Linked DNA regions of Homo sapiens: region 1 is linked to region 2. Evidence: read pairs that join two places in POLR2A ChIA-PET (ENCODE). Cell type or tissue: PC-9. All regions are shown on one strand.

Evidence for each region. ChIA-PET counts read pairs that join two places held together with the same protein. Peaks named below come from ENCODE experiments on the same cell type or tissue, not always from the same donor. Only the 100,000 strongest peaks of a DNase experiment are listed, where the experiment ranks them.
Region 1: POLR2A ChIA-PET joins it to region 2 with 6 read pairs; 1 of 35 experiments calls an interaction of 5 or more read pairs at or near these places.

The regions. Positions count from the first base shown.
Region 1 is chr2:44,746,217-44,748,716 of GRCh38, forward strand. The region is part of intron 8 of CAMKMT (calmodulin-lysine N-methyltransferase); the gene reads left to right. Among named protein-coding and RNA genes, the nearest start is that of LINC01833, 190 kb to the right of the region's middle. In PC-9, no CTCF peak of the experiment used is centred here; DNase peaks (open chromatin) are centred at 505 and 1,245; H3K4me3 peaks cover 1,897 bases; H3K27ac peaks cover 2,500 bases.
Region 2 is chr2:44,894,273-44,896,772 of GRCh38, forward strand. No RefSeq gene overlaps it. Among named protein-coding and RNA genes, the nearest start is that of LINC01833, 44 kb to the right of the region's middle. In PC-9, no CTCF peak of the experiment used is centred here; a DNase peak (open chromatin) is centred at 1,009.

The DNA of each region.
Region 1 (2,500 bases), 150 kb before region 2:
CGTTTCCAGCAAGGGTGGCATTGTCTGATTCCCTGAATAGCTAACCAGTGGTACTGCTTGATCCCATTTACATGAAAACAAGCTCTATTCACAAACCTATTCCAAACCCACATTGTGGTTCAAGTAAAATGCACATGATTACAACAAATGGTGATATGTTTATGTTCTTAAATCATTCATATATTCAGATATTTACATTCAAACATTCAAAAACCTGTAGGCAGTGGGGGAAATAACTTATTTCCCAGAAGAGACAGTCTGTTAGTTCACAACTAAATTTAGTAGCTCAACTAGATTATAAAATAAAGAGGCAAACTGTGAAAGCTAGTCATTATTTCACCATTCAGCATTTTTGACAATGAAAAATAGTTTCATGGTTCAGCAGTTCCTAAATAACTTGTAAAATGTCAACTTTGAAATAAACAGAAGGAAAAAATGAGGTGCAGCCATACCTGCAAAAGGATGCTATTGACAAACATCAAAATATTAGAATATTTAACCACAGGTGTAGAAAAAAAACCTGCCTATTAAGTTCCTCAGTTGACTTGTTTAATGTTGAGTTTAATATAAGGATTCCTTTCTGCTGGAATGCAGTCCAGCCTGGTCCTTGCTGAGTTAGAATAGTGAGTGATTGTTAATTTTAAGCCTGCCTTTCCAGACTCCTGTTCAATCACAATATAATCTAAGGGTCTGGAAGTAAGATGTTTTTTATCCAATGAACGCTTTCATTCAGTGTTTGAACGGCCCTCCAGTTTATTGTAGCTCTGCAAAAATAGAAATGACTCTGTGCATTTGAATTCTCAAAAGGCTTAGAAAGCATATCTGAAATGCCACCCATACCCTGACCGGCCCATTGAGCTGGGTATGCAGGACAATCAGCACATCTGTGTGCCTGCAGCCCGAGACTTTGGAAAGAAATAAGGGAAAGTACATTGGCCTGTAGCAACCCACCCCGATTGCTCTCTCAGCGTTTTTGCACTTGCTATATACTCTAAATTGTTTCTTTTTTTTAGTCCTTTTTACTTTGCTCTAAATGATGAAAAATGTTTGATTTTTAAGCTGATTTTGTGAAAATTTTTTTCCCTCAAAATGGAAATACTGTAGGCTCTAGAATTTGTTTTCTTTCAGATGCTGTGATCATGGACAGCTCCAAATCACAACTCACGGAAGTTTACACCTGAAAATATCTTTCGCCCAAATATAGTCAGCCCTTTCACCTGACACCTGAGAAGACTCAGTCCCAGAGAAAATACATGAATCACCCAAGATTGCTCAACTAAAGGGGTAGAGCCAAGTAAAATTAGAATACAGCATTATTCTGAGCTCTCATAAAAATCAGTTGGTAAATACTGAAAGAGGTCATTCCTTTGCTGAAGTTAAATCTAAAACAGTGACTTTAACTCAGCACATTTCACATTGAAAATTACATAGGGGTCTTCCTTTCTGTGGCTATTGACAGAGAAAAATGTCTCCTTGTTCTCTGCACTAATTAACTTCCCTATGAGAGGAATTACAGATGCTCTGCAGTCTGCATGAAACTGATTCTAAGGGAGGTGATGAAAATGGTCTGGCACCTTTCCTTTGTTGGAAAATCTGTGATTCAGATCAATGGAAGAAAGCAAGTGTTGATCCACAAGTGAATTATATAGAGGTCTGTGTGTCTGTGTGTGTGTGTGTGCATGGGTGCCCTTTAATGGTCAAACTAGACTGCCAATGTATTTTGATCAGTAACTGAAGTGAGAGTTAAAATGGTATCTCTGTCCCCATCACTGACCCACTCAGCCTTTTTTAATAGATCCACTTAAGCTACTGCTGTTCTCTCAGCCCATTAAGACTTATTTAAGGGGTGAATTTTCAGGAGATTATATATCATTCCCTCTAAAACACATTGAAATTGCTCAGATGACATACTCTACAAAGTGTTATAAATTCTGCATCAGAGCTAAGTAGCAAGTGAGCTTACTTGGAATAAAGATCTATTAGAGAACTACAAAGAATTAATTTTGGGAAATTTGATTTGGAGAGATGGAGTAGACAGCATTACCTTTCAAATAAGTCTGTTTGGAATGTGTGCCGTGTGTTAAGCTGTGATGTTAACATCTTTGTAATCCTGACCAACTTTAAGGGGAAATAGCACTTTATAAGGGCATGTTTGAAGCTCAGTTCTTAAGGTGCTGTTCATTTTTTTTTTCTAACGATCTTACCGGTTTTAGGATGCACAGATATAAACCGAGTGTGGTCCTTTGCTTAAATGCCGCATGTCCCAACCAGCCAGGTTTCCCGTAGGCCTGGGTAACTGACAGAGATATTTTCCTACAATCATAATCTTCTTTTAAAAATCCAGAATGCTTAATTATTAAAACTCAAGATATTGGGCCAGACGCGGTGGCTCATGCCTGTAGTCCCAGCACTTTGGGAGGCCGAGGCGGGCAGATCATGAGGTCAGGAGATCGAGACCATCCTGGCTAACACGGTGAAACCCCATCTCTACTAAAAATAA
Region 2 (2,500 bases):
GACTGAAAGTATTGTCTGAGGACATCACGAATAACGCAGGCAGAATGAATCAAAGAGAAATCAATGGTCCTAAAAATAGCAAAGAGACGTTCCCAGAATAAAGTCTTAATGGGAAAAAAAGGGGGTTGAATGATGTGTTATATTGTAAAAAGTCAAATGTTTTAAAAATGTCTATATAGAAAGATGAGTGATCAGCTTATAACAGAGTGACATCCAGGCTGAGAAGGTCCTGGAATCCAGCCTGGGAAGGGCCCACTGGGAGAGAACTTGCCCTTCTTCTGTTAGCTGCAACTTCTTTCTAGTACCTTGGGGGAAGAAAACCATGGGGAAGGTGGTCATCTTCTGATAATAAAAATCACCTAGGGCCCGGGCTCAGTGGCTCACATGTGTAATCCTTGCACTTTGGGAGGCCGAGGTGGGTGGATCACCTGAGGTCAGGAGTTTGAGGCCAGCCTGGCCAACATGGTGAAACCCCATCACTACTTAAAAAAAAAAAAAAAAAAAAAGAATTAGCCGGGCATGGTGGCAGGCACCTGTAATCCCAGATACTCAGGAGGCTGAAGCAGGAGAATTGCTTGAACCTGGGAGGTGGAGGTTGCAGTGAGCTGAGATCACGCCATTGCACTCCAGCCTGGGTGACAAGAGCTAAACTTCATCAAAAAGAAAAAAAAATCACCCAGGTAATAAGGAGCATGCAGCCATGACAAGGTTTATTTGTGCACACACACACACATACACGCTCACCTGCTCTAGTTTTTATTGTTGGGTCCGTTGTATTGTGTTACACTGTGTTGCATTGAATTGTGTGGGTTTGGTTGGATTTCATTGAACTGTGCTGAATTTGAGATTGTACTCTGTGTGGGTGTAAAGCAGGTGAATATTCCCATTTTCAACCAAAGAGTGTGAATCTTTAGATAAGAATCTTGAAATTTGAAGAAGAGCCAGTTTGCCAGGGTTCTTTAGAATTCTTTCTGGCCTTGCTCTCTTGGGTAATGACTCAGAAGCTTAGAGAAAACATTAGCAAGAAAGTTATCTTACTCCTGAAGATAATATTATTGTTGCCAAGCTAGCTAAAGTAATGGACCTTTACTGGCATTAGTAACCTAATGACCAAACACGGTTGGCAGGTTTTATTGGCAACGTACAGTGTATGTGGAGGCCCATATGGAGAGTTTTTAAGGTGTAACATGGGAGACCTTCATACCCATTAGTAAGCTTTCAACTTCAAGTAACAGAAGATCTAGCAGTAGTTTAATGATAACAATGTTTATTGTTTATTCAAAATAAGTCCAGAGGTTGGTGGTCTAGGGGTTGGTTTAACAACCCAGTACTGTCATCAGGGACCAGGCTTTTGGCATCCCTTATTTCATTGTCTTGAATATCTTGGTTTTTGTCCTCAAGTTATTGCCTCATCGTTACAAGATGGCTGCCACTGCTTCTTAAGACGTGCAAGGAAAGGAAAGAAGGGGGCAAAAAGGTTTCTTCCTTGTGCTGTTCTTTTGCCAGGGAGGGAATATTTTCCCAGAAGCCCCCCTAGATTTTCCTCCACATCTAGAGACAGGGGAGAGGACAGAAGTTCTGAGGTCAGACTCATATCCAGGTTCTTACACTTATCACCTGTGTGAACCTGAGCAAGTTCTCTGCACCCAAAAAAATGTCAAAATAATAGTGCCTATCTCTAAGGTTGCCATGAGAATTAAAGGGTCAATATACATAAAGGTCTCAGAACAGTGCCTGGTATATAGCACATATACAATACGTGTCAGCTATTATTTTTAGTAACATTGTCACCATTCTCATTTTATTGGCTAGATCTGGGTTGTAGGTACAAGAGTGTCTCTCAACTCAGAGGCTATGAGGGTAGATATATCAACAAGGATTCAAATCTTTCAACCAAAAATCACAGGCAAAGAACACCTTAAGTATTTGACTTCTGATACTTTATTTTATTTTTTTCTGAGATGGAGTCTCACTCTGTCACCCAGGCTGGAGTGCAGTGGTGCGATCTCAGCTCACTGCAAGCTCTGCCTCCTGGGTTCACGCCATTCTCCTGCCTCAGCCTCCTGAGTAGCTGGGACTACAGGCGCCCACAACCATGCCTGACTAATTTTTATATTTTTAGTAGAGACCGGGTTGCGCCGTGTTAGCTGGGATGGTCTCGATCTCCTGACCTCGTGATCCACCCGCCTCGGCCTCCCAAAGTGTCGGGATTACAGGCGTGAGCCACTGTGCCCGGCAACTTCTGATACTTCAGTCCAAGAATTTGATGCTCAAATAATTTTCCTAGTTAGCAGCTCACTGGGAACTAGGCTGGAGGAAAACAGATGAAAGAGAAGCCCCCAGGAGGCAGAGAGCTGAGGGCAGGGGATCTCAAACAAAAGCCATGCGGTCAAACTTGGCCAGCTTTACAGTTCTGTCCAGTGTGAAGGAAGTATTCAAAGGATATACTGTTATCGACTTCACATATGACTATCCTCTGCAGAGTTACAAGGACAGTACA